Linked DNA regions of Mus musculus: all the other regions are linked to region 3. Evidence: chromatin loops called from intact Hi-C (ENCODE). Cell type or tissue: gastrocnemius. All regions are shown on one strand. Region 1 overlaps Sae1 (SUMO1 activating enzyme subunit 1). Region 2 overlaps Npas1 (neuronal PAS domain protein 1). Region 3 overlaps Sae1 (SUMO1 activating enzyme subunit 1). Region 4 overlaps Zc3h4 (zinc finger CCCH-type containing 4).

What was found. A loop is a pair of places that touch in the nucleus more often than their neighbours do. Peaks named below come from ENCODE experiments on the same cell type or tissue, not always from the same donor. Only the 100,000 strongest peaks of a DNase experiment are listed, where the experiment ranks them.
Region 1: it touches region 3 in a loop (2.0-fold over the local background); 14 of 42 quality-filtered maps call a loop at or near these places.
Region 2: a loop joins it to region 3, with 4 times the contacts of the local background. A loop is called at or near these places in 9 of 42 quality-filtered maps.
Region 4: it touches region 3 in a loop (7-fold over the local background); 8 of 42 quality-filtered maps call a loop at or near these places.

What each region holds. Positions count from the first base shown.
Region 1 is chr7:16,322,463-16,330,462 of GRCm38, forward strand. It overlaps Sae1 (SUMO1 activating enzyme subunit 1), which reads right to left. Exons shown (of 9, transcript NM_019748.3): 9 at 4,588-5,467. The coding sequence ends at 5,375. Among named protein-coding and RNA genes, the nearest start is that of Bbc3, 17 kb to the left of the region's middle. In gastrocnemius, a CTCF peak has its summit at 3,968 (motif pointing left); a DNase peak (open chromatin) is centred at 3,919; H3K4me3 peaks cover 279 bases; H3K27ac peaks cover 2,595 bases.
Region 2 is chr7:16,459,374-16,467,373 of GRCm38, forward strand. Npas1 (neuronal PAS domain protein 1) reads right to left here. Exons shown (of 12, transcript NM_008718.2): 4 at 5,988-6,061; 5 at 5,734-5,823; 6 at 3,875-4,043; 7 at 2,777-2,892; 8 at 2,408-2,565; 9 at 1,957-2,063; 10 at 1,433-1,580. Among named protein-coding and RNA genes, the nearest start is that of Tmem160, 11 kb to the left of the region's middle. In gastrocnemius, CTCF peaks have their summits at 4,044 (motif pointing left), 5,944 (motif pointing right) and 7,414 (motif pointing left); DNase peaks (open chromatin) are centred at 1,460, 2,124, 2,525, 4,043 and 1 more place.
Region 3 is chr7:16,371,976-16,379,975 of GRCm38, forward strand. Sae1 (SUMO1 activating enzyme subunit 1) reads right to left here. Exons shown (of 9, transcript NM_019748.3): 2 at 6,390-6,501. Among named protein-coding and RNA genes, the nearest start is that of Sae1, 12 kb to the right of the region's middle. In gastrocnemius, CTCF peaks have their summits at 879 (motif pointing left), 1,956 (motif pointing left) and 4,741 (motif pointing right); a DNase peak (open chromatin) is centred at 4,745; H3K27ac peaks cover 221 bases.
Region 4 is chr7:16,421,857-16,429,856 of GRCm38, forward strand. Zc3h4 (zinc finger CCCH-type containing 4) reads left to right here. Exons shown (of 14, transcript NM_198631.2): 6 at 333-429; 7 at 522-661; 8 at 1,992-2,102; 9 at 3,399-3,510; 10 at 3,855-3,964; 11 at 7,135-7,493; 12 at 7,675-8,000. Among named protein-coding and RNA genes, the nearest start is that of Zc3h4, 25 kb to the left of the region's middle. In gastrocnemius, a CTCF peak has its summit at 4,510 (motif pointing left); a DNase peak (open chromatin) is centred at 4,486.

The DNA of each region.
Region 1 (8,000 bases), 50 kb before region 3:
GAGCAGTCAGTGCTCTTACCCACTGAGCCATCTCTCCAGCCCCCTGGAACTCATTTTTTAGGCCAGGCTGGATTTATAGATTCATCTGCCTCTGCCTTCTAAGTGCTGGGATTAAAAGTGTGCTCCACCCTCCCTCAGTCCTCCATTTTCTGCCTGAGTCTGAGTACTAGGTTCATAGGTTTGAGCCAACACATTTGCCTCTTAGTTAGCTTTATAATTTGAATAATTTGTGGGTGGGCAGTAAAGTTCTGGTTATATAGCATGAAGCCTTGTGTACCATAGTTCAGACCTTGAGATCATTTCTCACAAGAGGTTATGAAGTTTTTAACACAGTGTATGTATACTTCATGTATATATTGGTGTGTATATGCATGTGTCTGTGTCTATATGTATATGTACCTATGTCTGTATATGTATGTATGTATCTTTGAGTGTGTGTGTGTGTGTGTGTGTGTGTGTGTGTGTGTGTAGGACAGAGAACAACTTGTGAAATTCAGGGTTTGTATTTTACCGCATGGGTCCTAGGGAACAAACTCCAGGAAGCTCCTGTACCCGCTGAGTCACCTTGCTCAACCTTTTCAATCTTTCAAACTTTTTGGGGGGCTGCAAAATTTCTTACTGTGTTTTCGATTCAATGTTTCTCACCTCCATTATATTACGTCTATTGCGTACATTTCCAGCTCTAGAATATTCATTTGGTTAATTTATACCATGTGTTGCTGATTCTGGGTATACCGGGAACCAATCCATTTACTATAGTTTTTTGTTTTTGTTTTTGTTTTTTCGAGACAGTGTACCTCTGTATAGCCCTGGCTGTCCTGGAACTCACTTTGTAGACCAGGCTGGCCTGGAATTCAGGAATCCGCCTGCCTCTGCCTCCGGGGTGCTGGGATTAAAGGTGTGCGTCACCACGCCCGGCTCAACTTTTTAAGTCTCATGTACCCTGGCTTACATTCAACTTGCTACTTAGTAGAGATCTGCCTACCTCTGCCCCTGCCCAGTCTACTTTTCCTTTGTTAAAGATTTGTTCTTATTCTACATGTATGTATGATTCCCCATATATGTGTGTATACCATATGTATGCTTGGGGCCTGCAGAAGATAGAAGATATTGGATCCCTTTGAGTTACAACTGGTTGTAACCCACCGTGTGGGTACTGGGAACTGAACCCCATCTCTCTAGTCACAAGATTGCCTTCTTTTCCCAGATCCAAACACTGAAGTAGAAAATTTCCCCCCTGCATCAAAGACGCAGGGATACTTATAGCAAGAAGCTATGCTGTACAAATCCAACAGGCTCCTAGAAAAATAAACCCAAGAGAAAAGGAAGCAGCTGCAGCCATCATGGCCTCTGCCCAAGGGATGCAGGAACTTAAGTGGGCCCACACCTTCCCATGAAGGGGCTCAGCACCTCTCCTCTCTACATGTCCCCATCCTGCCATGGCTGCTTTGGAGAAAGATGGACTTTTGCCTACAAGTTTATTTCCTCCTTAAAAATTATCCCAGTGTGTAGGGTGTGGTGTGGGGGGCAGTGTCAGGTGATTGTGGTGTATGTCTTTAATTCCAGCAGTAGGGAGGCTGAGGGGAAGGCAGATTTCTTGAGTTCGAGGCCAGCCTGAACAGATTTAATTCCAAGAAGGCTAGGGCTACACAGAGAAACACTGTCCCCAAAACACAAGGAACAAAACAAACAAAATATCACTGTGGCTGGAAAGATAGCTCAGCAGTTAAGAGTTCTTGTTGCTCTGGTGGAGGACCGGGGTTTGGATCCCAGCATCCACATGGTGTTTCACAAAGATATTTAACTCCAAGGTCCAGAGGAACCAGTGCCCTGTCCTGGCCTCTGTGGGCACCAGGCAAAATGTAGTACATATAAACACATACATGCAGGCATAACTACTACACACAAAAAATTAAAATATATATTCACCTAAGTGGGGCCAGTGGGATGGCTCAGTGGGTAAAGGTGATCCCTGTAACCCACATAGGACTCCTTTGAATCCTTTGACCGACCCCCACCTGGCATAGGGACCCCAACTCAGCAGCTTAGCAGCACATAACTTTTAGCTGTTGGGCTATGTTGTTGGCCCTAACATATATTCTTTTACTTGTTTGGTTTTATGAGACAGGGTTTCTCTGTGTAACAGTTGTCCAAGTTGTCCTGGAACTCACTCTATAGACCAGGCTGGCCTCAAATTCAGACATCCGCTTGCCTCTGCCTCCTGAGTGCGCCAACACCGACTGACTTTTCAACATATTATTCTTAAACACAAGCTGTGTAAAGGAGGTTTAAAAAAACCTCACTTGTCCATGGTGGACATACATCTACATAGCTGAGTCTGGGTGGAACTTGGCCATCTGGAAAGCTTCCCTCTCAAGACTTATGAGGGTGACCTCGGGGCGGGGGAAAGTGGATACAGCCAACACATCCAAAAAGCATCTCACGTTTCTCTCCAAAATCCTGAGTTCAGCCATGAGGGCAGCTGCTAGGATTATGAGTCTAACAGGCTGCCAGGCTGCCTGATGCGCTGAGGGTTTTTTTCCCTTGTTTATTCTTTGAGATGAGTTCTCACTGTTTAGCTCATGCTGATTTTGAACTTGAGATCCTCCTGGCCCAACAACAGTTGGGAATATAGGCATACACTGCTAGCACACTGAGCGTCAGCAGAGAAGCCTTTGAAGATAGCAGAGAGAGCTGTGGAATGACCGAGACAGTAGACTGTTTAGGCCAAGCACTCTCCATCTGACTTGACTCCCAGAACACCCAACGTGGAAGAATTTCCACCCATCCTTGCTACTAGGTATGGCCCAGATGAAGGCGGGTGGGTCTTCCCATGTCAAATGTGTTAAGAACCCTCACAGGTGTAACCCAGGTGATTGGGTTTCAGTTAATTCCAGATGTAGTCAAGTTGAGAGTCAAGACTAGACACATAATCTTATCTTCTTATGTTTAATTTTCAAATGAAAATAATAACCGGTCATAACTATGAAAGTCTAACATAAGTATCCCCAGAGCAACTGCAGAAGCATTATGTTACTGGTTTTGCTTGTTTTTGATACAGGGTCTGACCGTGTAGCCCTGGCCGTCCCTGAACTCTCACAATGTAGACTAGGTTGACCTCAAACGCAGACGTCCACCTGCTTCTGCCTCCAGAGTGGTCGGATTTAAGGTGTGGATCACCTTGTCAGCAGCACCCTAAACCCTAAGTCTGCTCTCTGACCTCAGCATGAGAAGTGCAGTGTGTGAACTTACACACTTAACACCCATACTTGAAGAAATGCATTCAATTTTTTTTTTTTTTTTTTTTTTGGTTTTTCGACACAGGGTTTCTCTGTGTAGCCCTGGCTGTCCTGGAACTCACTTTGTAGACCAGGCTGGCCTCGAACTCAGAAATCCACCTGCCTCTGCCTCCTGAGTGCTGGGATTAAAGGCGTGCGCCACTACGCCCGGCTGGCATTCAACTTTTTTTAAAAAGTAGGTAAGACTGAGCACAGAAGTGAGTTACTGCTTTATGAATGTTGGTTTGAGACAAGGTCTATGTAGTCCTAGCTGTCCTGGATTTCCTGTCCTGCCTCCCCTTCCTGCATGCTGGGAGGACAGGCAGGGGATAGCCTGCCCAGCTGTGTTTGTCTTTTGTGCAGCCCACTCTCCAGCACGCTTTGAGAAGGGTGGACTGGAGGTACTGTGCCTCTGGGCAGCCCACCCCCATGCCCTGCTCTCTTGACTCCTATGCCTCTGAGGATAAGTTCTGTCCCCACAGAGCTGCATACCTTGCAGAGGTTCTAGAAGCCATTACTTTACTGGCTTTCCCAGACACGTAGGGATCTTCCTATCTGTAGGGTACTTGTAATCTGGACTGGCAGCGGCCAGATTCCTCAGAGGCCCTCTGGGTGACTCAGCCTGTGACCTAGAGGCACCAGATGGAAAGCTTGTTTTACGTAGGTTAGGAGTGTCTGCTCCCCCTTGTGACCAAGACTTCACACTGCAACCAGAAAGGTGATTTCTTTGGCCTTTCATACCCGAGAGATCCACAGGGCTGCTGATCCCAGTGCTACAGCTGTGTTAATGACGCCCAGAAAGGGTTCCACTGCACCTGGGATGGATACGGGGACACACGGGTGAGAACTGTGTCTTGCACCAACTAGAGCACAGGGGGACTAATAACTGGAGCTGATGGTATTGCAGGGGAAGCCCTATCTTATAGCCATAGGATTCTGCTTTCCACCTCACCAACTTGCTGCACAGAAGGGGCTGGCTTTCAACTTGTGACCTTCCTGTCTCAGCCTCCTAGGTGCAGACAGGACAGGAGTGTGCCACCCACCATGGTTAAGCTGGGCGCTCTAGCTCACCCACGTGACTTCAGCCTGTTAGTACTGAGACCCTCAGCACACAGGCAGGAGCCTAAGCATCCATGTGTCCTGTCTGCAGTGCAACTGCTGTATTATCAAAAGGACAAAGGAAGCAAGGAGGCTGGGCTGGAGACAGTAGGAATCTTTTAAGCATAAGAGGGTGTGAGACTTTTCAGGTTTAAGGAAAATAGGACACCAGCTACCCACCCATGTTTCTAAAACAGAGGAGACAAGCAAGTTTAAGAGAAAGACACTTTATTATCATCCTTTATCCAGCAACCAAGGGGATCTACAAACTAGACAGGCTGCCCTCATACTCCTAGAAGGAAGACCAAACCAACTGCCCCCCAACCCACTCCTGTCAGGGGCCCGGGTGCCCAGTATAAGGAGCTGGGTAACAGTGCCCCACCCTAACTCTGGAATATGCCCTTTATTATATTTTGAGAAAGGTTCTTGGTACATTATGTAGACCAACTTGGCCCTGAAATTTACAGTAAATCCTGCCCCGGCATCCCAACATCTAGGATTACAAGCCTGCATAATGGCCCCTAGCATTAAATCTACTTTTTAGAAATAAACTGTTTGGGCTGAAAAGATGGTTCAACCATTAAAGGTAAGGTGCATAGGCTCACAACCAAAAGACATGACAACTGGGTGACAGTCTCTCCCTTCCAACACCCAGGCTCCAGCCTGAGGAAGGGTCAACAACAGAGGTCTATTCTCAGTTCTCCAGGCAGCACTGGGCCTCGGATCCCCTCTGCTGACTATAGAGGGAAGTTAAGTCCAAACCGTGACAAGACACTCTGACATCATGAAGTATGATGCTCTCTCTCACTAGGCACTGCCAGTCCCCAGTGACAGCCCAAGGGAGCAATGCCAGAGGTGCCACGTGATTATCATATTTGGGACCCCGCAGTTCCCTGATAGCTTCGAAGACAAAGGCAGGATGAAGTCTGGCCTGCTTGCTCTAGAAAAATGATCCGGAGAGAGGGCAGGTGACTCGGTGGCCTTGTACACACCTCAGCTCACTGGGGACCAAGGCACTCCACAATTCCACTCCCCTTCATGCCGTCGAAGAAGAAGAAGTTGTTGTGAGGAGGGTCCCTTTGAGACAGGGCCTGGAGAGAGGAGAAGAGGGCTCAGCTTCAGAGTAGAGACAGAAGACCACCACATTGACGGGCCTTCTAACGTGGGCCAGGGAAAAACTACAATGAAAATGACAAAGGAAGGGCCAAGAGCCCTCTGGGTAAAAGCTTCTGCTTAGGATGGGAGGTGGCGACATAGCTCTAATCCTAGGACTTGGGAGGCAGAGGCAGGTGGATCGATGTTGAGTTCCAGGCCAGCTTAGCCTAGAGAAAAACTATGTCTAGAAAAACACCATTTATAACAAACAAACACACACACAAACAAACAAACAGAGAAAAAAGCAAGAGGCCTAACACAATCATGACCAAGCTTAAACAGAGGCTTTTCCCTAGCTTCAGAGTTAAATATTCGAGTTTAGTCCCTGGAATGGCATTCACATCTCAGGAAGTACAAGGCCAGCAGAGTGCAGGTGGGCTACACAAACAGTAGGACTTTGTCACAAACCAACCAACCAACCAACCAACCAACCAACCAACCATGTATAACGGTTTAGTGCTCCTCAACTGTGGCTGGCCCACCTAAGCTCCAGGGGTCACCAGCATGTGCAGAACTCCTCTGCCATCCCTTCCTTGTCCCTCCCAGGATACATCTCTCAGTAACAGGAGCTGTTGTCATCAATGGGAAGGAGCATTATCTAATGGTGCCATAGAGACAACACTCCCAGAGCCTCCAAGCCAAAGGGGACATGACCCATATCTATATCCTTCATGGCTCTGCTGACTAGGCTGGTCTGGTCTCCTGGGCTCCCTGGCTCCAGCCTCCTGAACAGCTGCAACTGAAGGTGCTGGCTCAACTTGAGTTTTTTGGTTTTGGCCCTTTTTTTTTTTTTGAGACAGGGTTTCTCTGTGTAGCCCTGGCTGTCCTGGAACTCACTTTGTAGACCAGGCTGCCCTCAAACTCAGAAATCCGCCTGCCTCTGCCTCCCAAGTGTTGGGATTCATGCGCCACCACTGCTGGGCTCAACTTGAGTTTTAATATGAGGTCTGCTATGGCTGCTGTTTTCACTCTTCCCTCTACCACCATGGACAGAAACTCATGGGCCACAGGGATGGCTGAAGCCTATAAAGCCTGCCAGACAGTGAGCGACTAGAAGGATACAAAGGAGGGAGGGAGGAGGAAAACCTGATCTGCGGGACTTTCACACTCTCCCTCGAACTGCTCCCAAGTACTTTTAATAGGTGCTCAGAGCGAGGGCCTCAGATGCAGGCCTTCCTGCCAGCTGGCTGTAGTGTGCTAAGCAGAGGGAGTGGAGGGATGAAGGGACAGGGCAGAGGGTGAACATGGGGCAAAAGGTAAAGTGATTCTCAAGCAAGTTGGGGTACGAGATTCCAAACACACCCAGCAACCAAGAATGTAGAGTGCTCTGGCTGTCTGGGGTAAACAGAAACAAGATGCTGAGCAACAGCTGTACCCAGCAGGCAGGAAGGAGGGGGCAGCATTAAGACAGGGATGTGTAGAGAAGCCACCATCAACAATGGTTCCAGGCCACCTGCCCCAGCCTCCACTCTCCAACCTCACCTCCCCCCAGGGCAAACAGTGCCATGCGAGTCTCTGGAGTGGTGCTATTAGGGCAACATCTGCAGAGCCTCTAGGTTCTCCTGTTTCTCCAGCCCTTGCTGTCTAGAGTGTAGAAGTGGGGAGACTTGGGCAAATGAGTTTAGACCAGAGAGCAAATCAGCAAAGGAGACAAAAAGATGGTAAAGCTACAGGATTCAAGGAGACCCCAAGTCAAAGCAGCAAGAACCAGTATCTCCACACACTGCCCTCCTCAGTCTGAACGTGAAGAGACGTGGAAGTCAGCCAGCCAGCCATGTCTCTGTCCACAAGAGACATGACTACAGACACTTCTGCAGAAGAGCTGTCGTGTGGCTCATGTTTGCATTCCCAGCACTCAGGAGGCCAAGAGTCAGCCTGAGTTGTCGAATAAGATCCTATCTCAAAAGACAAAAACAAAACAAAACAAAACAAAAACCAAACAAAATTAAAGTTTCTGAATTTAGGAGCCTTGGGCATGCTAAACAAACACTAGCACTGAGCTACACCCTAGCCCTGCATAAGACAAACTTAAGAAAGTTGGGCAAATATTTAAGTCTCCAAAGGAAATAAAATCTACTTCAAAGTTTGCCATAGTTTTAGCAAACCAGGGGACGGGGCGGGGAAGGAAAAAAAAAGTTTTAGTAAACCAAATATTCTAGAAGAGTTACATAGTTCCTAGACCTAGTCTTCTTTTAAGTCGTTAACTGTCATAACAGGAGGTCACAGGTCACTGTAGAGCCACTCATGTGGCTGCTGGTAGATCACGCGTCCTATAGACACTGAACTTAACCCTCCTCTACACATACTCACAGCATGCAGAATAAACAGGGTGCCCTGACACCACTCTGACGGATGTCGGTTAGGGTCATAGCTGTTGGATCTCTTTTCTATGTTTTCCTCTTAGATGGAAACCTGCTCACACGACTGGTAGAGCAGACAAAGTGGCAACTATAGGCAGCATCCAAGACC
Region 2 (8,000 bases), 87 kb after region 3:
CAGCATTAAAAACTTTCTATCAGACCTATAAACTCCTAGTTGGATACACACACACACACACACACACACACACACACACACACACACACACACTTTGAATTAAACCCAAGAGCCTCCTATGTGCTCTACCACTGAGCCACGCCCCCAGCCCCTCACTGGGGGATTCTAGGCAGGGGCTCTACCACTGAGCCACGCCCCCAGCCCCTCACTGGGGGATTCTAGGCAGGGGTTCTACCACTGAGCCACGCCCCCAGCCCCTCACTGGGGGATTCTAGGCAGGGGTTCTACCACTGAGCCACGCCCCCAGCCCCTCACTGGGGGATTCTAGGCAGGGGCTACACCACTGAGCCAAGCCCCCAGCCCCTCACTGGGGGATTCTAGGCAGGGGCTACACCACTGAGCCACGCCCCCAGCCCCTCACTGGGGGATTCTAGGCAGGGGCTACACCACTGAGCCACGCCCCCAGCCCCTCACTGGGGGATTCTAGGCAGGGGCTCTACCACTGAGCATTCCTGATTGAGACAGACACTCCCTGGGTTTCCCAAGGTGGCCTCCTGCCTCAGTCTTTCCACTGGTTGGGACAAAGAGGACCAGACCCAGTTCCAAATATATTCTCATCTGAGTTCTCCCTGCTGTGGCAAACCTGAGCCACTGTCAGCCACCTCGTGTTACCTGGACATCCTCTAAGCATGCCATGGTTATCTGTGTCTCTCCTATCTAAATCACCTGCTCCCTTCTAGGGTCCAAATCAAATCAGCTCAGCAAAGGGCAAATGGCACCCCTCTTCTCTCTTCTCCCCGTTCATCTCTTAAACCATGCCGCAGCCTCCCCTTGTTCTCCAGTCCCTTTTAGTTCCCAGTCAACTCTCAGCAGAAAGAAAAATATTTCCAAAAGTGCAGAATTGTGATCCCCTCCAGACATAAAGCCTTCAATAGTTCTCCAGTGACCACGAGATAAAATATCCTGCTGCCATTTACAGCCTCCCCTGCCCCCAACTCTGTGCTCCAGCCCCAATCGCTCTGCTCTTCCCTGGGCTTCTCAGGCTGTAGACCTGAGGCTCATCCGTTCTGTGCCCTCTGCTCACAACGCGTGTATGTTTTGCACCACTCTCCCTGTATAGAGTCTGCTGTGGCTCCCCAGTGCCCTGGAGTCCAATTCACACCTTCAGCCGGAGGCACACCACACGAACGAGTCCAATTCACACCTTCAGCCGGAGGCACACCACACGAGCGTTCCTGCCCTGCCTACGTCACAGATGTGTCTCCTCCCAACACTGATTCCTCTCCGTGTCCACCAAGTGAGGCCATTCCATACCTAGGCCTCCTAGGTTCTTTCCCCTTTGTGTCTACAGAGCCAGCCCTCCCTTAAGGGCCCTGGCTGGGATGGGGAGCAGCTGCTGGAGATGCTGGGATGGCAATGGGCCACCTCTCACCTGAGCACGTGACTGACCCACAGCACGTGATGCTCCCCAGTGCTCTTCCCGTTCCCGGCCACAGTGGCTACAGACTGCAGCCACACGAAGCCCCCCGCACGCTGCAGCCAACGGTAGTAACCAGTCACCACCTGCCCTTTGTCCAGCACTGGTCCATCCCAGGGGAGCAGAGAGCCCAGAGGGGTGGGGAGGGTCAAGGCAGGTGAGCAGGAGACAGGCAGAGGCAGCGAGAGTGGGGAGAATCGAGAAAGAGAGAGAAAGGCACAGAGGTAGTCAGAGACCCAGAGGCACCCCAGCATCGGTCAGAGACCCCTCTTACCCGGCTTACTGACCCTCATCCCCCACCCCCAGCCACTGCTCAGCCTCTTTGTTGCTTTTCTGTTCCGAACAGCCCCCAGAAGCTGCAGTGCAACCAGAGACTCTGGTTAGCCCTGAAGAAGGACTTCCAGGGAACAGGGAAGCAGGGTCATTCGTGTTTTTGTGGTGGTAGGAGGATGGGGAGAGGGTACAGAAGTGTGCCTCACGGTCCAGATGGCTTTGGCGGATCCTGGTTGCATCCTGTCCATGAACAAACTGGTAGCAGCTGCGTCCCACAAGCTCTGAGGGCCCCATGTCCATATGGTCGCTAACTCTGGAGGACACAGGAAAGAAAGGGAAAAGGAGTGGGGAGACATTGGGTGACAGGAGACAGCAGAGCTGGCTTCAGGGTTCCCCAGGATCCACACCCTTGCAGTACCTCAGTTTCATTCTGTAAAATGGGCATAGGTGAAGAAAAGGGGGCCCGAAAAAGAAATGGGCAAGCCTTGTAAGGGAGCCAGGGCCACCCTCACGTCTCCCAGGCACCTTTGCCTTCTCCCTTGTCCTCTCTCCTCCCAACTCCCCACGGCCCCTGACTGAAAGGCCCAGGATTGACTGGTCCCCACATATCCCCAGGTCCTTTTGGACCCACCTTCCCTCCCGCCCCTACCCTGGTACCTGCTCTCACAAGCAAGGATGGTGAGGCCCAGGCTGAGGCGGAAGACAATCATGTGTCCGTGCAAAGGCAGCTCAGCCAGTGGGGCTGGGGGCAGCGTGTGTCCAAGGGCTACAAGACCCAGGGCTCGGGCCCTCAGGCGCCCTGTCACATGAATGACCTGTGGAAGGTGGGGGTGGCTGGGGAGGTGCCAGGTGGGACTGCTGAGGCAGGAGGACCACAGCCAAGTCAAAGCTTCACCCAGTTCCACCTGATACCCACAGATCCCTTGGCCCTGGGAAGGCTTTGAGTGTCTCCCAGTTTCTGTTCTCAGTACCTTGTATCCCGGGATATAGCTGGCACACAGGGGGAAAGAGACAGTTCATACCCACCTTGTACCCCGAGGCTTTGACATTCAGGCCCCTCTTGGTGAGGGTGGACTTCATGCGGACAAAGAAGGACCGCTCTTGGGCTCGGAAGGCAGGCGATGCCTCGGTGGGGCTGGCTTCTGAGGCAGAACAAGAGGGCGCTGTCATAGTTTTCCAGAACCCCGTCAACTCAGAACCAGCCTCACTGTGGCTGCTCCAGACACTCAGATGCATCTAATGGTCGCACAGGTACACTGATAAAGTAATCTCCCCTTGTGGGACAGCCAGGTCCAAGGTCAGATGAGCCCCTCTTTCCTGCTCAGAAGCTCTGTTCTGCCCCCCAGGCATCCGCTGGCATCAGTCTGACCCAGGCTGGAGTAGCCACCTGTGACCACAGAGGGCAGGCTAGAACTGTTGTGACAGTCAGGTCCCCTACCACAGACTAGAAGTATAAAAGAAAGGAAGCTGGGCCGTGGTGGCACATGCCTTTACCTCAGCACACAGAGGCAGAGGCAGGAGGAGTTCAAAGCCAACCTGGTCTACAGAGTGAGCTCTAGGACAGCCAGGGCTATACAGAGAAACCCTGTCTCAAACAAACAAACACTAAAAAACAAAACAAAACAAAAAACCCCAAACAATCAACAAAAGAACTGTATCCTGAAAGTTAAACACACACCACATACACACACACAACTAAAAATATGGAACAGCTGGGTGACTTGGGGCAAGTAACTTGATCTCTCTGTGCTGTGCCTGGAGTTGGGGGCCATCCCTCATGGCTTGTGGGTTTGAAGTTAGGGCCCAATGAAAATTTAAAGGCACAGTGGAATGTAAAAAAAAAAAAAAAAAATTCTCAGTCTTATTCCTACTTCCTTGTAGCAGCTCAAATGTTGGTGTATTTTGGCCACTCTGGGGAACCAGGCAAGTTTAGACACCCTAGTGCCTTAAGTTGGCTTGACTCATTGTGGGTTTTTTGTTTTGTGTTGTTGTTGCTTTGGTTTGGGTTGTTGTTGTTGTGTTTGTTTGTTTTACAAAACCTTGTTTTGTAGCATGTTAAACACAAAAACCAGGATCTACCCTCAGGCTTCATTCACTGGCAAGGATGGGATTCCTGGAAATTACCAATCTCAGGGGTGTCCACCAGCGAGGAGGAAGACGATGAGGAAGAGGAGGACACGGAAGGTGGTGTAGGGGGACCGATGCTTGCAGCCCGCAATCCAAGTTGCTCTAGGACCTCCGAGTGGTCCCCAGGATGGATGTAGTCGAAGACGCTGCTGCCCGTCAGCTCCACCTGCCGGTGATGGAGAGGAATGCAGGAGCCGCGTGAGCGCCAAAGCTGAGGCTGGGTTTAGCTTAGGTCTGCTCGCCCAACCTTCAAGTGCACTTCACAACTGGCTTGTGTTTTTCTTAGGTGTTTCCTGCTTTTTTGAATTAAGGAGGGAGGGGCTTTTTTTGTTTGAGGCAGGGTCTCACTTTTTTTTTGGGGGGGGGAGGTGTTCGAGACAGGGTTTCTCTGTAGCCCTGGCTGTCCTGGAACTCACTTTGTAGACCAGGTTGTCCTCGAACCCTCCCAAGTGCTGAGATTAAAGGCGTGCGCTACCACACCCGGCCTCACTTTTTCTTTTAAGATGTATTTATTATTTTTTTTAAAGATTTATTTATTTATTTATTTATTTATTTATTTATTATAGGTAAGTACATTCTAGCTGTCTTCAGACACCCCAGAAGAGGGCGTCAGATTTCATTATGGATGGTTGTGAGCCACCATGTGGATTTGAACTCAGGACCTTCGGAAGAGCACCTGCTCTTAACCACTGAGCCATCGCTCCAGCCCAGGGTCTCACTTTTATAGCTCTGGCTTCAAACTTATTAATCTGCCTGCCTGTACCTCCTGAAATTCTGGACTAAAGGCATGTGCTGCAACATCTGGCCCTTTTTGTTTTTGTTTTTTTGTTTTTTTCTTTTTTTCTTTTTTTAGACAGAGGTTTGCTAGGTAGCTCAGGCTGGCCTCAGACTTGTGGTGATCCTCCTGACTCGGCCTCCCAAGTGCTGGAAATCAAGCCCGGCAGTTGTCAGCTCTTTAATGAGTTAGGGCCTTGGAGACTGGCCTCTCAGATCTCACATGGATCCCATGCCAGGCCCCTTCAGTACAGCCTCTAGCTTTCTGTTCTGATCATGCTCTGATTTCACAGGGAGCCTCTGACCTTCAAGCCCCATTTAAAACTCTCCTGGAAGCTGCATATCCAACTATGGCAATTCTTACTCAGAAACCCACCGTGCCTTCTTCTACTGTCCCTCTGCTTGAAGTGGGTGACCTGTCTCCCTCTAACCTTTATCCCCCCTGTGGTCCTCACCCTCATCCCCCACCCCACCCACACAACCACCTTATCCACCCTACTTTGTCACCTACACATTCAAGTCCCCTCCTTTGGGGAAGTGTTAGTTTTTGAGACAGTCTCAGATAGCCTAGGCTGGCCTGAAACTTCTGGTCCTCCTGCCTCCACCTCTCCAGTGATGGAGTTTAATGTAAGGTTTATACCTCACCGCCATGCCCAGTTTATGTAAGGAACCCAGGGCTTTGTGAACACCAGGCAAGCATTCTATGAACCAAGCTACAATCCTGCCCCAGACACAATGGATTGGAGTCCCAGGACCTCCAGAATGGTACACAAGTGGCATACCGCTGATTCACACCCTCACTGAGCTCAGCCCTTCCCTGGAGGATTCTAGGTGAGCACACATCGCTGTAGAACTACATCTCTAGATGAGGTTTTTAATTTTGAAATGAGGTCTTGCTAAGTCTCCTTGGCTGGCTTTGAACTTGTGGTCCTGCTTGAGTCCTCCAGCATATGTCGGGCTGCTTTGTGGGGTTCCAAGGAAGGTTGTCTGTTTTTCACGTTGTGCTTAGTGATACCAGAAGAGAGTAAGGGCATGCATAGGTCAGGCGGTAAAGATAGCTGCCTACTGCAGGGAAGACTTACCTGTGAGAGACCCAGGTAGATGGACACTGTCTCTGAGATGTAGAGAAATTTCCCTTCCTGGTTCAAAGCGAACACGAAGCCATCCAAGGACTAGAGTTGAGACAAACGGAGCGGGTGTAGGAAGGGAACAACCTGGGTACCCTTAGTCCTGTCCAGTTCTCCACAGGGAACTGATGCAGGAAAAATAGTGCTATTCCCAGATGCTACCACCAGGTGGCAGCACAAAGCAGCAGGCTAGGAAGGGAGGCGCTCACCTGTAGGATGTGTCCACCTAGGTGTTGCTCGAAGACTTCAGAGACCAGAGCCACAGGGCCTCGGCGGCCTGGGGCTGGGGACAGAAGGAGGAGGAGGACAGTCAGGGACCCTTGGTCTGACTCACTGCTCTGGGCAGCCCTTAGGGGCCCAGTCAGTCTTAAACTCCCAGCCAGCCACCATAGAGAACCAGTTCACAGGATGGTTGTTCCCTAGGGGACAGAGAGACCAAGACTGAGTGACAGACATTGGAAAGAGGAATTTGTCCACTCCCTCATTCTTTTTCACACCAAAACCAAAAAGTTCTTGAGTACTTCTGTTCACAGGTCCTATACAGTACAGGCAGTGCTAGTGACGGGAACAGCGCAGACTGTCCTCACTGGGCACCGAAGCCCGGTCCAATGAATAGCCCAAGGCTGAGGCTGACCTGGTGGTGAAGGCCCGTAACTCCAACTACTTGGCAGGCAAGGTAGGAGAATCAATGACTAAAGGCTTGCCTGGGGTACATAACAAATGAGTTCCTATCTCAAAAGTTAAAATGAGGGCTGGCAACATAGATCAGTGATGAAGCATCTGCCTAGAATCTCCCAGTATGATGCTAAGGCCTTGGCTCAGTGGAGGAACACCTGCGATGAATCTCCCAGTGAGGGGCTGGGGGCGTGGCTCAGTGGTAGAGCCCCTGCCTAGAATTCTCCAGTGAGTGGCTCTGTGGTAGAGTGCTTGTCTAGTATTCATAGGCTCTGGGTTCAATCCTCTGCACTGAAAGACAGTAACAAAATCCAAAGAAATACAAAATTATGAGAGTAGCTAGAGAAGTTTGCACTGCAGGGTGGACTGCACATTAAGATAGCAGCTGAAGACAACAGCTCGGTGATTCTTCAATAAGTGAAAAGAGAGCTATGACGTGAGCCTCTGGCAATCCCTTTATAACCCAACAACCTTAAGATAGGTACTGTGAGGAGTGCTGTATGCACACGGAGAGAACAGCATTACACAGAGCCAAGAAAAATTCCCCAACGTCCAGCCTCCGAGAACCAATACAAAATGCGGTAGATCCAAGATGAAGAGGAATTGAAGCCTTGATTTGTGATGAAATATTATAAAAGCAGACAGGCACAAAAAGGCCACAGTGACCCCACGCCTATGAAATGTCTAAAACTGGCAAGTCGATGGGAGCAGAAAGCAGGTCTGTGCTTGGCAGCATTGGGCTGCTTCATGGCTGCAGGACTCCTTTGGGACTATGCAGTAAATGGTGCTGGTTTGGATACTTTAAAACAGCCTTGTGTGTACAGCAAGATCCAGACCAGTCAGGGCACAGAGCGAGACCCTGTCTAAAAGCCGGGATGGGGGAGGTGTGGAGAACTGGCTAAGTGGTTAAGAGCACGCCCTCTTGCGGAAGAACCCCTCTAGTCTCAGGGATTTGATGCCCTCTTCTGGCCTCTGTCAGTACTACACATCTGTGGTACATACATTCATGTAAAACACCCACACACTTAAATATAAATAAATATTTTTAAAAGTTGTAGAAATGGTTTAGTGGATAAATGCATGCACCATCAGACTTGAAGATCCCCAGAACTTATGTGATACAATGAGACTTGATTCTCACAGATTGTCCTCTGACTTCCACCTGTGTGCTGTGTCCTGCCCACATACACATATGAACACATAAACAAATACGTTTTTGTTTTTGTTTTGTTGTTGTTGTTTTTGTTTTTGTTTTTGTTTTTTTTTTTGGTTTTTCGAGACAGGGTTTCTGGCTGTCCTGGAACTCACTTTGTAGACCAGGCTGGCCTCGAACTCAGAAATCCGCCTGCCTCTGCCTCCCAAGTGCTGGGATTAAAGGCTTGCGCCACCACGCCCAGCTAACAAATACGTTTTTAAAAATGCTATCTAATTTTACTATGGATACATTTTGGATGAAAATTTTTAGTTTCTTTGAAATAGAGTCTCAATAAATAACCCAAGTTTGACTAAGATTTGCCATTCTCCTGCCTCAGCTTCCTGAAAACTAC
Region 3 (8,000 bases):
GGCAAAATCTTGTAAGGAAATGTTTGCTCAGGGTCAGCACACAGAAGCTTGGTCCAGAGAGGGCCAAGACTGTACCTTATGATAGCAGCCAAAGGAGTCATGAAGAGCAGCTGAGGTACTGCAGGGTCAGAGTGCCTGAAGAAAGCCCAAAAGAGGCCTGTGGTGAAGATTCAGCCCAGTTGCCACAGAGATGCCAGCACTTGGAGAAGCTAGTACCAAAGGCAGAAGTAGCTGTGGAATGGAGCTCTTCAAGATCTCTGGAGCCCAGAAGATCCTGAGTCACAGGCGTCTGACACCAAGGTTCACACTGCTGGACTTTGACTGTGCTCAGGTTTTTCCTCTTAAGAGTAAGAAACTCTAGCTATATATGTAGCAGAGGATGGCCTTGTCCATCATCAATGGGAGGAGAGGCTCTTGGTCCTATGAAGGTTCTATGCCCCAGTGTAGGGGAAGACCAGGACCAGGAATGGGAGTGGGTGGGTTGGTGAGCAGGGGGAGGGGGAGAGGATAGAGGATTTTCAGAGGGAAAACTAGGAAAGGGGATAACATTTGAAATGTAAATGTAAATATAGAAAATATCTAAAAAAAAAAAAAAAAAAAAAAAAAAAGAGTAAGAAAACACTTTTTTTTTTAATTTGCAGAAGCCCACAGTTAGTTGAGAGACTTGGGTGTTTTAGAAAAACCTTGAAAGGTATTCTGGATGTTTAAAGAGACTGAACAGGGGGGGCTGGTGAGATGGCTCAGTGGGTAAAAACACCAACTGCTCTTCCGAAGGTCCTGAGTTCAAATCCCAGCAACCACATGGTGGCTCACAGTCATCTGTAAGGAGATCTGACGCCCTCTTCTGGAGTGTCTGAAGACAGCAACAGCGTATTTATGTATAATAATAAATAAATCTTTGGGTCTGAGAGAGCAGGGCCAACCAGAGCGAGGAGAGGTTCTAAATACAATTCCCAACAACCACATGAAGGCTCACACCCATCAGCAAAGCTATAGGGTACTCATATACATAAAAATAAATCTTTAGAGAGACTGAACTGCTAAAGTGCTTGAATTTTTTTAAAAGACCGTTTAGTGTCTTATTCAGGACAAGTCAGAAAGGAAAAGTTGTAGTTAGTGATATGTTAGGTTTTTTGGAGGTCAACTTAACAAGTTAGAATTATTTGGGAAGAGGAAAACCAAAGTGAGAAAATGCCTTCATCAGATTGCTTATAGGTAAATCTGTGGGGGCATTTTCTTGATTAATAATTAATGTAGGGGGCTGGAAAGCTGGCTCAGCAGTTAAGAGCACTGACTGCTCTCCTAGAGGTCCTGAGTTCAAATCCCAACAACCACATGGTGGCTCGCAACCATCTGTAATGAGATCAGATACCCACTTCTGGTGTGTCTGAAGACAGCTACAGTGTACTTACATATAACAAACAAACAAACAAACAAACAAATCCATTAAAATATTAGTTAATTGCCAGGCAGTGGTGGCACATGCCTTTAATCCAAGCACTTGGGAGGCAGAGGAGGCAGGTAGAGTCCAGCCTGGTCTACAGAGTGAGTTCCAGGACAACTAAAGCTACACAGAGAAACCCTGTCAAAAACAAAAACAAAAACCACAAACAAAAACAAAACAAAAATATAGGAGGGCCCAGTTAACTATAAGTAGTGGCATCCCTGGGCAGGTGTCCCTGACTGTCTAAGTAAGAAAGCTAAGCACACCAGTAAACAGTGTTCCCCATGTCTTCCGTCTTAGCCCTTGCCTCCACATTTCTGTCCTAATTCCCTTCAGTCATGGGATGACCTCAAAGTTGAAGCTGAAATAAAATGTTGCTTTCCTGAGCTGCTTTTGGTCACAGTATTCATCACAGCAATGGAAACCCTAAGATAGCTGACTGTTCTTTCTTCTGAGGCTGTACCACACTACAGTTTAAAGCTGGCCATCGATAGTTAAAGAGCACCCTCTTGTGTTTACATGGGAAACTCTCCAAGCAAAGTTTAAGGTTTCCTCTACTTAAAGTTGGGTAGATTTTTAACTGCTACTGAGTGATTACTAGTTCTCAGCAGTAAACTGATTCCCTAGCACACAAAGGACCGTCCCTGAATTGGAAGAATCTCCACCCCCAGCCCAGAAGGACATGGAAGCAAGCAGAGTAATTGACTTTTTCATTAAGGGTAGATATGTCAGCAGAGCCCCAGAGACCAGAGCTACCAAGTAGACTCCATCCATATCACTCAAAAGTATTTCATACACAAAACATTTAACTTAGCAAATGAGTTCACCAGAACTAGGTTCAGGGGAAGTTAAGTCATCTCCCCCACTGTCCCTCCCCAGGCACCTACCAACTATCCAAAGGACACGTTCTTTCTCAGTATCAAGAAAATGGGCCAAGTCAGGAGTTGGTGGCACATGCCTTAAATCCCAGAACACAGGAGGTAAAGGCAGGTGGATCTCTGAGTTTGAGGCCTGCCTAGTCTACAGAGAACTAGTTCCAGGAAAGCCAGAGCTATTACAGAGAAACCCTGTCCTTTTTTTTTTCTTTTGGTTTTTCGAGACAGTGTTTCTCTGTATAGCTCCGGCTGTCCTGGAACTCAGAAATCTGCCTGCCTCTGCCTCCCAAGTGCTGGGATTAAAGGCATGTGTCACCATGCCTGGCAAGAAACCCTGTCTTGAAAAAATATTAATAATAAAAAGGAAAAATAAAAAATAAAAAGGGGTGGCATTTTTTCCAACCAGTATTATGCTTTTCAGTCACCACATGCTGTTGGGATCTCATTCCCTATTGGAAGGCATAAGTCTGAGATTATGGGGAACGGCTCTACACCATTCTGGTTAGATTCAAATCCTGGTTCAATCACTGACTGTATTGCTTAAGTGTATAGAAACAGTATAGACACTCATCATTCCACAGGTAATATGCTGCTACCCTGAGCTCAGATCCTGGCTCTTCTCTTCTATTGATAGACACTGTAGTCTCCATAGGCCCTGTGAAGTAAAGCTGTGTGCAAGATTCCATCTCAGGGTCCATTCACTTCACTCTGTATAGTTCCAAAACAAGCTCACTTATGCTTTTAATTTCTACCAAAAGTTGGCGTCATTTCTCAAGTCACTCTTGGTGCAGACTGCCTTCCAGCCATCCACCTCAGTCTATTAAAGTCACAGCTTCTTGGAGACCCACCAGACCTCATCACTGAGTGTTCTTATCTACCACCTTTTGGAGATAAGCCATTAACAACACATTAATCGCCCAAGTCAAAACCTTGTCTTCACGTGGATTCCTGGCCTGCATGTAGCCCTGCAGTAAGCTGGCTAAGGGCAAGGACCTGGACTCCTTGCCAAGACGGAGGCCACAAGTAACCAGGACCTAACCTCCTTTCCCTCCATTTACTACCGAGCAGATGGTGGCAGGTCCCAGAACTCAAGTAATTCTGAGAATAAGAAAGTGAAATCATCTCCTATATCTCTTCTTGGCTTTGAGTTCATGCATGTATGGGCCAGCAGATTCTCCTGTTCCTCATACCAGCGCACTTCCCGACATCTCACCTCTCATCTACAGTACCTAACACACTTGTAAAGTGGTTTCTCATCCTACATCTTGAGTCAACAATTGATGCAGTGATTACTGATACACTCAAACACACCTTGAAGATCTAGAGTCCCGATCACCTTCAATAATGAGGCCATCTTGATTGGTGATAGAGGCCAAGGCTGCTCAGGTTGCCTTCTCATTTTCTTTGAAACTGTTTAATGAATATTCACCTGGAGGGCTCTAGCAGACCCTCTTAAAACTTCCCTTGCCAGCCCGGAGGGAGAGCTAGAGAGCTGACTCAGCGGTTAGGAGCACTGACTGCTCTTCCGGGGGTCCTGAGTTCAAATCCCAGCAACCACACAGTGGCTGCTCACAACCATCTGTAATGAGATTGAATGCCCTCTTCTGGTGTGTCTGAAGACAGCTACAGTGTACTTACATATGATAAGTAAATAAAATCTTAAGGAAAAAAAAATCCCTTGCCAAAGCAGTCTTTCAACTTGATAAGCACCTCCTTAACTCAGATCAGAACCCTAGGAAACTTCTCCAAGTCTCCATATCACAATCTGCGTTAAGGAGGCCAGAATGGCTTCTGGATAATGCTTTGAGAATGAGAACCAGAGTGTAAGCACCTTTTATTCAGTGAACGGCAGACTTCAGGGTCCCTGAGGGAGTGCTCTAAGATGTGTGAATGTAGACTAAATAAAATGCTAAGGGACAGGCATTAAAACCCCCATCTAAATGAAAACAAAGTCTGAGAAGTCTATTGTCCAGTTGTAGAAGCTGGGACTATAGCCAAGTCCACATGATTTCACAGCCTTCCAAACAACTTTATACCTTCTCCTCCAACGGTGTTCTCTGGGAAATTGGGGAAGGAAAAGCATAGTGTATTTACTTATCTGATGGGAGTTGGGCTAGTTAAGCTGAGTAGCACTAGGCTACAGAAAGTCCATTATAAACCACACCTAACTCCAAATCCTGGAGTGCTTTGATATTTGTATCACCGCCCAGGTTCTCTACAGTGTAGCTGGGGTTGAGGACACTCAAGGAGAAGGTACTATGGCCCTCCAAGTGAGTAGAGGAAGACAATCAGCCCATGCCTCCCAACACTTCACAGCCCTTAGCACTCTTCTGACATGACATCAGAGCCACCTCACACATCTGGGATGAGCCCCACAGCCAGATAACTGCTTGGTGGCACATACACTAATCCTCCTCCAGATGTGCTCCTGCCTCTAGAGGGCACTGTAGTCTCACAAAAATCTTCTGTCCTGACTGCTCACAGATATGTATTTTCTTAGATTTTCTTTCTTTTTTAAATGTTTGATGTATGAGAGTTTTGCGATGTAGCCCAGGATGGATTTAAATTTGCAGCAATCCTCCTGCCTCTGCTGAGTGCTGGGATTACAGGCATGTATCACCATACCACTTTCCTCTTAGATTTAACTTAATTTTTAGATGGGGATATGGCCTAGTTGGCAATGCTATCTGTCTAGCAAGCAATGAAGCTGTAGGTTTGACCACCAGTGCTTCATAAACAGTGTGGTGGCTCATGTCTGTAAAATCAGCACTGGGGAGTAGAGGCAAGATCAGAGTTCAAGGTCACCTTCACCTGTTCAGTTAGCTTGAACTAACCGAAATCCTACTTCAATAGCAATAAAAATGCCAGAATCAACGGCATATTCTTTTAATCTCAGCACCGGAGGCAGAAGACAGGCTGATCTCTGAGTTTGAGATCAGCTTGGTCTACACAGAAAGCTCCCAGCCAATCCCTACATAGTCAACAGCCTCATGCCCGGCATGGAGAAGCGCAAGCCTGCCTTTAATCCCAGCACTCAGGAGGTGGAGGCAGGTAAATCTCTGTGAGTTCAAGACCAGATTGGTCTACATAGCAAGTTCCAGGGCAGTCAGGAACTACAGAGAAACTCTGTCACAAAAGAAACTAACAAACAAAAGTTATGGCACTGAGTACGTAAAGCTCATGGCTTTCTTCATATTATAGTATAAAGTTCTAGTTTTTTGAGACAAGGTCTCGTAGGGTTTGAGGCTACACTCCAAGTCCCACTGCAGCCTGAACTACACGAGACCCTGCCTCAAGACCAAGAAGCAAGCAAATAAACAAAAAATTGCTAGAAAATTTACATGTCAGTGAGGCTTGAAAATGTATAAACAAGCACTTCCACCCTAAAGGAAAGATAGGCCAGAGAAAGCTGTACGTGAACTGGGCACTGCTGTGGTATCTCTGTATGATGTACAGTTTCATACTGGATGCTCACTGTTCTCTGGATATGCAGTCTATATACCTACCTTCTGTCTGATTCAATGTTTTTCAAAGTAATGATGGTGAGCCATCTATGAGATTATTTTGACTATTTTTTAAATTTTTTTAAAAAATTACATACCTTTATTTTGTGTGTACTGGTGTTTTGCCTGCATGTATGTCTATGTGAGAATGTCAGATCTTAGAGTTATGGACAGTGGTAAGCTGCCATGTGAGTATGTAGAGATGTGAACTCTGGAAGAGCAGTCAGTACACTTAACTGATGAGCCATCTCTCCAGTCCCACTGTGACTTTTTTTAGGACCTTCATTATATAGCAAAAGCTACTCTTGAATTTATAGTTCTGCCTCAATCTCCTGAGTGTTGGGATTATAGGTATGTGCCATCACACTGAACTGAGCCATGTTCTATATGTTCCCATTCCCGAATCATTCCAGGCCTGAATCAGCGGCTCAGGGGTTGAAGACTATATATTCACGTAAACCTCCTCCCAGGCCTCAGTTTCCCTACAGTGGCACTGAACCTGGATTTGCCCAGCAGCACTGGCAGCACGGCCTTTTGAGAGATACAGGGCAATCAGATGGCACATACCTGTTCGTGGTCCAGCATGGTGAGCCCTTTGACTCCTGCCAGGATAAGATTCTTGGCAATTTCAGCTCCAAGTCCTTTCATGCCAACAATCAGCACCCGGGAAGCTCGAAGCCTGTGAAGCACATGCTATGTTAATCTGATGACCCCAAGTAGTGGGACTTGTTCAATCACAGGACAGGAAAAAAAAAGAAAACTTAATTTTCACTATATGCACCACAGAAACACCACTGAACCTTCAGATCTAGAAAATTGGCCCCAAACAACTGTGCACAGAAAATGACTTCTTTACTGAGCACGTTGTGTATGCCCTCTCCACAATGAGCAGCGCAGTGGAGAAAGCAGCTCTTCAAGCATAAGGCCAGATGATGGGGCAGGGGGACAGAGCTCTGTCAGGGGACGGGGCAGGGGACAGAGCTCCGTCAGTAGGACACTTGCCGTGCATGGATGAGGTCCTGCATGGCTCTCCAGAACCACAAAATAAACGAATAAAAAGAGGACAAGGGAAGATGCAATTTTAAAGAACAAGTGTTACATAATGATGAAAACCGTTCTGAAGGAGTGTATCTGTCACCTGAATGGCTGGGAAGCTGAGGCGAGAGAGATCTCAGGAAGTTCACATCCAGACTGGATTACAAAAACCTTGTCTCCACAACAAGAAACCCAGAGAAGGTGATTTTTCATCAAAATAAAATAAACAACCGATCAACATACAGATAACTGAAAAGAAAGTATTCCAACTATAGAAAACACACAAGCTCAAAAGGGGATACTTGAAGCTAGGTGGGGTGGAACACACCTTTAGTCCCAGCACTTGGGAGGCAGAGGCAGACCGATCTCTGTGAGTTAGAGGACAGCCTGGTCTACAAAGCAAGTTCCAGGACACCCTGGGTTGTTACACAAAAAAACATGTTTCAGAAAAAAAGAAAAAGAAAAAAGCCCAGCACTTGGGAGGCAGAGGCAGGCGGATTTCTGAGTTCAAGGTCAGCCTGGTCTACAGAGTGAGTTCCAGGACAGCCAGGGCTACACAGAGAAACCCTGTCTCGAAGCCCCCCCCCCCCCAAAAAAAGAAAGAAAGAAAGAAAGAAAGAAAGAAAGAAAGAAAGAAAGAAGAAAGAAAAGGGAAAGGAGAATGCCTGGCTTGACTGTTTTCAGAGACAGCAAAAACAAAGAGGCCGCGAAGTGGTATAGAAAGGACAAATGTGAAGTATGAAAATGGGGTGGGGGGAGCACAGCACGAGGGCTCTGGGGGGCACTAGAAGCCATGGGATGAGAAGATGACGCCACAGGTAAGAGAAGTCTGGAGTGGTTATGTGTGCACAGCCACTCAGACTAGTATAATAACCAAAGAGGACAAGTGTATTTATTATGGTATTGGGGACTGAACTCAGGGGCTCCAGCCACAGCAGGCAAGTGCTTTAAGTAGAACCCCAGCTTGGCAAGAAGAGCCATGATTTAATCTGGAGCACACAAGCAAAACCCATGGAAGCATAAGAAGGTGTGTGCGAGAGGTGGTGTGCACACTTGTGACCGCAGCACTGGAGAGGTGAGGACAGGATAAAGGGTAGGTAGGTTCAGAGTCTGCTCCACGACTTAGTAAGCTTGAGACCAACC
Region 4 (8,000 bases), 50 kb after region 3:
GTAGATAGCAAAAACCCTGTTCTGAGACAGGGCTTCTCTGAGTCTTCTAGAATGTCTCCTGCCTCTTATGGCAGGCATGGGAGGGATGTACAGAATACACACCATTCTGTCCCTTCCGTCTATATCCATTGCGTGACCCATTTCCTGAAGTTGTACAGCTGTCCCATGTGCCCAGAGGCACTGTGATTGGCTCTGCCTGATGGAGTTAGAGTCTGAAGTGAAAAGGCTTCAAGCGTGGGATTTGGGACCACCCAGCACACATGGCTGCCACCCAGTGTTAACTCAGGGTTGTCTCTCGCATGACACTTTTGCCTTGTTTCTCTGGAATCCAGTATGGAGAAAGTGAGGAGCCCATGGGAGACGATGATTACGATGACTATTCCAAGGAGCTGAACCAGTACCGCAGGTCCAAGGACAGCCGAGGTCGAGGTGGGCAAGGGCTCCCTGAGGACGTGCTGGCTGGGCTGCACCCACTGCTGGCTTAGTGGGAGAAGTTAAATCCCTTCTCGGCTTCTCCACAGGGTTGAGTCGAGGCCGAGGCCGCGGTTCCCGAGGAGGCCGAGGGAAGGGGATGGGCCGGGGCAGAGGTCGAGGCGGCAGAGGTGGAATGAGCAAGGGCGGAATGAATGATGACGAGGACTTCTACGATGATGACATGGGTGTAAGTTCACTCCTGAGATCTGATGTGCATTCTCTGGGTTGTGTTTCTTAATTTTATTTATTTTTCTGCATATGGCTGTTTGCCTGGATGCCTGTGTCTGTGCACCAAGTATGTGCCTGGTACCCACAGGCATTGGATCCCTGAGACTGGAGTTATAAACAGTTGTGAATGACCATGTGAGGGGTTGAAATTTAACCTGGGTCCTCTGGAAGAGCAGCCAGTTCTTTCTCATTCTCTTTCTCCTTTTTCTTTTATCTTTTTTCTTTTATCTCCTTTCTTTTCTTTTTTCTTCTTCCCTTCCCTTCCCCTCCCTTCCTCCCTCCTTCCCTTCCTTTTTTTTTTTTTTTTTAAGTCTTTTTCGAGACAGGGTTTCTCTGTGTAGCCATGGCTATCCTGGAACTCACTTTGTAGATCAAGCTGGCCTTGAATTCAGAGAGCCACTGAACCTCAAATTGTTAACCAGTCTTAACTAGTGATCAATCTCTCCAGGCCCTGTCATCTGAGGCTTTGATCAAGGCAACTTTGAGATTTGTTGTTGTTTCCTTTATTTTATCTTACCATCATTCATTCGTCCATTCATTCATTTGTGGGTTTTTTGTTTGTTTGTTTTGTTTTTTTGAGGCAGAGTGTCCTCTGTGTAGCCTTGGCTGTCCTAGAACTCACTCTGCCCTTAGAAACACAGATCAGCCTGCCTCTGCCTCCTGAGTGCTGGGACTAAAGACATGTGCCACCACCACCCTGGCTCTTTGTTTTCTAATGAGCTCTTCTGTGAAGGCTGATCCTGTCCCCTGTCCCAATCAACCTCTTACCCATGGGCTGATCAGTATTCAGCAGTTTCTCAGGGTGATGCCCTTTTGTACAGCCCTCTATCTGAAACAATACCTGCAGCCATCTTGAGTTTCTTTCTTTTTTTTTTTTTTAATTAATTAATTTATTTATTATATGTAAGTACACTGTAGCTGTCTTCAGACACTCCAGAAGAGGGAGTCAGATCTCGTTACAGATGGTTGTGAGCCACCATGTGGTTGCTGGGATTTGAACTTCGGACCTTCGGAAGAGCAGTCGGATACTCTTACCCACTGAGCCATCTCACCAGCCCCCATCTTGAGTTTCTAAAATGGGAAGGTTAACATGGTGCAGGATTGTTCAGGAGAGTTTCCAGAAAAGTCTTGGCTATTCTCTCTAGGAGGGGTGCATTCCTGCCCAGCTCAGGTGCCAGAGTTTTTCCCATCTGGGTACTGTATTGCATGTGGTGTGACAGGAGCTGTCTGCACCTGTCCTGTTCTCTCTATACTTGATGCACTCCCATCCTCTTCTGCATTACTCACAGGACGGTGGTGGCGGAAGCTACCGGCGGAGTGATCATGACAAGCCCCACCAGCAGTCTGACAAGAAAGGCAAAGTCATCTGCAAATACTTTGTGGAGGGACGATGCACTTGGGTAAGTGTACCGCCTGAGGACATGTGACCCACACTGTTGGGAATGGGAAGGACTGTGTGATAGCGGCCCTTGGCACCTTGCAGCCAGGAGACCTCTGGGCAGCCTAGAGTACTCGGATTTCTGCTTACGGTAGAAGAGCCAGAACAAGCTGTGTAGACAGTCTGAGGTGTAGGGGTGCTTTCTGGTAGAAATTTTTGTCTAGTCTCTAGAGTTTCAAGTGAGTCCTCAGGGCTTACTCTGTTCCCATTACGTTGTTGAGCTTGAGGATTGGAAAGGGATTATTAAAGACTCCGGACAGAATCAGCCTTGGACATTGTGCAAGAGATACGTGTGACCATTTAGTGATAGTGATACAAAGGCAGCAGGCAGGTGGCATAGATGTCTGAGAGTTACTGCTCCCTTGGAAGTCAGGAAGTAGGTATTTAAACCTATAGACTAATATATGAAATATGTAAAATAGTCCTTACTACTCTTAGTTTCTCTGTGTAGTCTTGGCTGCTCTGAAACTTAGAGATCTGCCTGCCTCTGCCTCCCCCAAGAGTGCTGGGATTAAAGGTGTGTGCAGCAGCCACCACCATGCTTGTCCTCAGTCTTGACTGTACTGGTTTCAACACATACTTGTTTGTCATTCAGATCAGGAATCAAGGCTTCTGCAGTGCTCAGTGTTTCCCTGGAGACCTAGACTCTTCCTTTCCACGCCTTTCTTAAATCTGTGGCATTTGTCACCATGGACTGTACTTGTATAATGACTGCTGCGCTTTTGAACTTTATATCCATGGACTAGGAGGATGCCAGGCAGTGGTGGCGCAGGCCTCTAATCCCAGCTCTGGGATTCTGAGGCAGGCAGGTCACTGGCCTTTGAGGCCAGCCTGATGTGCGGCGTATCAGGTTCCTGGCTTTGGGTCTTGTCTGTCTCAGTTCAGGACGTCGCTCGCCCAGAAGCTTTTGCCTGTTTTGTGGAGAGAACAAGAGAAGTTGGAAAATGGGGTATTGTTTTAGGCAGGCGTCTTCCTCAAAGCCAAGGTTCAGTAGGAAGGACAGAATGTAGAGCTTGCTTATGTGATGAGTTTTTATTGCCAGACAGCAAATAGTGTGGGACAGAGTAGGTGTGAAAGGAAGGACAGAGATGCATCAGGAAAACACAGGAGTGAAAAGTTGAGCCTGAGCAGAAGGCACAGGCTAGGGAGCAGGGCCTGGATTTGGGAGACTACATTTTCCCAAGGGGACATGTTCTTGTCTGTGGTCCCACTGCAGACACAAGTGAATCAGAACTCACTTCGTCTTCTCTTTTTCCAGGGAGACCACTGCAATTTTAGCCACGACATTGAGCTACCGAAGAAGCGAGAGTTGTGCAAATTTTACATCACGGGGTTCTGTGCTCGTGCTGAGAACTGCCCCTACATGCATGATATCCTTTGCCGTCTTGTCTGCTGTGTCTGTCTTGTGTTGCTGCTCCTGGGGCCTTACCATTCAGCTTTCCTTCTGCCTCTTTTATCCTCTCTCTGAGCTGTTCACAGCTTCACCTGAGGAAACCCACGTCCTTTAGTCCCTTTCTCTGTAGAGAGTCTTAGGACCCTTTCCAAGTCCAGCTCTGTGGACCAGAACTTGCTCTGGAGTTAAAGCAGTGTTGAGAACAGCCACTGGCAGCCAGTGCACAACCCTAACTGTCACCTCACCTCCAAAACGAAGGGGGTTATTTAATTCTTTGGGGTGGGTTCTGAGAAGAAATGTTTACCTTAATTAGTCATGAACGTGACTTTCCGTGTAAATTATACCACACCACTGGGAACTGCATCAATGGTGACGACTGCATGTTCTCCCATGACCCGCTGACAGAAGAGACACGAGAGCTCCTAGATAAGGTAATGCTTGAGGTGGCACGGGCAAAGTCCACAGGAGCCTGACGCCACTCTGTCGGCACAGACAACCTTTGCAAGATCAGAGTCTGTTGCAAGTTACATCCATCTGTACATACATACATCTTCCTACAGGAGACGCGGGGCAAGGGTCACGCTGCTTTAACAGCAGACCTGAGGCAGCTGCACTGGATTCCCTAGGGGACAGTGGAATGAAAGGATTGTCACCTTATGGTGTTGTGTTGTGTAGAGAGACTGAGATGCCCCGAGACTGGAAATGCCAGTGTCTCTGCAGTCACAGGGACTCATGTAGAGAAGAAGGGAGTGGGACCAGGAGCTCACAAACCTGGTGCCATTTGACACTCATCCTAGTGTCTGTTTTTCTTCCCCAGATTGGTACAGTTAGTGGGGATGCTTCCTTTTGCCATTCCTTTTGTGAGCCTATCAGGCTGAGAGCTGATGGTCAGCATCCGGTCCCTTTAGAGTGTAACCACTGGCCTGTGGAAGGACCAGCAGTGTCTGATTAGAGGCCGCCCCCTGCTGGAGGCTCAGTGTTCACACTCAGGAGCAGGAGCCCAGGCCTGACCCCTTGGTCAGTTTAGTTTTTCTTGTAGTTTTGTTTTATTTTTTAAAGTTTGGTTGGGAGGAGGATTGTTTTACATATCTATGTATATTTTAATAAAGACATGGTCTCTATGTAGTCCTGGGTGACCTAGAGCTCACACGTAGACCGGGATGAGTGTGGGGATTAGAGGTGTGTACTAGTGTTTTCTCTGTTATTTAAATTTGCATTAGCCCACCCACCCCCCTTTTTTTCTTTTGTTTTGTTTTGTTTTGACAGTTTTGCTTTGTGGCCCATGCTGACCTTTTGATTCCTCCTGCCTCCTCTTGTCATACATTTGCAGGGTTTCTCTGTCCTGGAACTCGCTCTGTAGACCAGGCTGGCCTCTTACTCAGAGATCCGCCTGTCTCTGCCTCCTGAGCACTAGGATTAAAGGTGTGCACCACCATGTTGAGCAAAGATTTTTTTTTTTTAATGGAAAAAGTGTTTTGAAATTTTGAATTTTAATGTAGAAACAGAAAGGAGAAAAAGAAAAACACAAAGTGTTGAGACCTGCTTACTTTGTGAGCTGCTTACCTCCTCGTTTGCACATAGTTCCCACGCTGAGAGTGTTCTCAGCCAGCACAGTAATGTCACTAACAGGAATCCGCATCACAAAGAAGCTCTGATGCAGAATCACAGGTCCTACTGCTGTTACCTTGGCAGTCTCCTGGAAGTCTCTTCTGTTGGCTTTGGTTGTATCTTCTCACCAGCACAGTTGAGTTCTTTACAAACCGCCAACTCGGCTAAATGGCATGACCTGAGCCATGATGGTTACCTGGATGGCTGTAGAGATGCTTAGGTGTCAAGTTTATGCTGAAGTACAAAATGTAAACCTCCAAGTCTGTCGGGGGATAGCCCTCACCCCAGGGAAAGGCGCCTGTTTTCTCCCTTGTGCGGCAGGGCTTCAGCTGCTCTGACGTAGACTGGCTGTTTTTGTTTGGAATAGTCTTGAGTAGTCCAGGTTGGCCCTTGAATTCACTACATATCTACAGTCATTCTTGAACCCATGATCCTTCCCTGAAGAACCCATGAAGCTCCCAAGTTCTGAGATTACAAGCATGGACCACCAGGTTTTGCCCAGCAGATCTGTGGGTATTGACCAACATGTAGATTTGTGTCTGCTCTATACAATATAGACATTACACACACACACACACAGTTTATCCAACCGTTGAAAGCCCTCTCTTTTTCTATAAGTCTCTCCTCCCTTCCATTAATAACTGCCCATATGGTTTATGTCCCTATAGTTTGCTTTTTCAGGGTATCATAGGGATGGGGAACAGGTGGTAACTCTGTGGGAGAGCCTGTACCCCTCACTGACTGGAGAGGACAAGTGTCTTCTAAGTAGAACTACAGAGTAAAGCAGGTGTGTGGGGGGGGGGGGGGGTGACTTTTGCATGCCGTAGGGCACTCTTGATCTGCTTACAGCACTGTGTGTCTCTGCAGTTCAATGCAGTTGTCTGCAAGGTTGAATTCCTCAGCTGATGGTTAGGTTTGTTGATCACTCACAGTCATTGGTTAAAGTACATTTGTATATTTCTTGTTTGGGCAAAGCTTAGAATTAGTGACAGCTACCTTATTTGTGTATGCAAGTGGCAAGCGGCACTTTTTTTTTCTTTAGACAAATTCTCTCTGTAGCCCTGGCTGTTCTAGAACTCAGTATGTAGACCAGGCTAACCTTATATCCATAGAATTAGCATGCCTATCCCTCTAGAGTGCTGGTATTAAAGATATGTGCCACCATACCTGGTGATGACTCTCATTTTTACCTAGATAATAGACCTTTGGATTCTAGCATCAGCTCTAATGAAAGGTTTGGCGACACAGCTCAGCCCTAGCAGTCGAAATGTTCAACAAGCAGTGGTCTTGCTAGGAGGGAGGCCATGTATGGAAAGGCTACCAGGGTTTGTAAGGACAATTCTCTCCATCTGTGTTGAAATAGCTGATAGGTAGTTTATGTCCTATCCTCTGGTCATTTTCTCATGTGTGTTTGCCATGTTCATGTCATTGGGCTCACAGATTAGAAGACCAGGTTAGGAACAGACTCGTCAGCCTGTTGGCTGCAGGGTCTGTGTTGTAAAAGGCTTTACACATAGGGAAGGCCAGCTGTAGAGCTGTCCATGTTAGAAGACATCCCTAAGGGTGCCAGGAAGACTGCTTTCATCCGGTTTGTTACCCAGCAATGCCTGCTAGTGTTGAGCCTCAGGCTTGTCCTCTCTGGTAGCTGTTTCAGATTGTTAAGGGTATTGCCCGGGCTTTCACACTTGATGCTGGTAGAGAGAAGTGCGCTACCAATGTGTTCTGAAGCCTTGTTGGACAAATCTGTCTCAGGTCATCTATAGACACTGTAAATGGGAACCGTGGTGGTGAGGAAGGCTGCCTTTAAACTTGATCTTCTTGCCTCTTCATCCCTAATGCTAAGATTACAATTGTGTACACTGTGCCCAGGGTGATGAAGAAGATGAATTTAGGTCCTAGGCTCTGCATTCTAAGGCCCTTGGCAGGTGTGTGCCCGAAGTTTTTCAGTCTGACTTGGTGGAGCCTTCTGATGTGACTTCTTTGGTTCCCACAGATGTTGGCTGATGATGCAGAAGCAGGCGCTGAGGACGAGAAGGAGGTAGAGGAGCTGAAGAAGCAGGGCATCAACCCTTTGCCCAAGCCACCTCCTGGTGTAGGGCTCCTGCCTACTCCTCCACGGCCCCCTGGGCCTCCAGCCCCCACCTCTCCTAATGGCAGGCCCATGCAAGGTGGCCCTCCTCCACCACCACCACCTCCTCCACCACCTCCTGGACCTCCTCAGATGTCCCTGCCAACACATGAGCCACTGTCTCCACAACAGTTACAGCAGGACATGTACAACAAGAAGATCCCCTCTTTGTTTGAGATTGTGGTGCGGCCCACGGGGCAGCTAGCTGAGAAGCTGGGCGTGAGGTGAGTATATTGTCCACAGAAGCACAGGAGCATTGGCCTGGCAGGGCTCTGCCCTTGATGAGGCTGTCAGACGCCATTTGGACTCCGGGCCTCAGGCTCCAAGTGAACACTGCAGGTTTACTGGTTGGGAGCTGCTGCCTTTCCTTAGCAGCTTCATCACAAGTACCATTTCCTCTTCTAGGTTCCCTGGACCTGGTGGACCCTCGGGGCCAATGGGTCCTGGCCCCAACATGGGACCCCCAGGGCCAATGGGGGGACCCATGCATCCTGACATGCACCCTGACATGCACCCAGACATGCACCCCGACATGCACCCTGACATGCACCCCGACATGCACCCCGACATGCACCCTGACATGCATCCTGACATGCCAATGGGTCCTGGCATGAACCCTGGCCCTCCCATGGGTCCTGGTGGCCCCCCAATGATGCCCTATGGTCCTGGAGACTCCCCACATTCTGGAATGATGCCTCCTATCCCGCCAGCCCAGAACTTCTATGAGAACT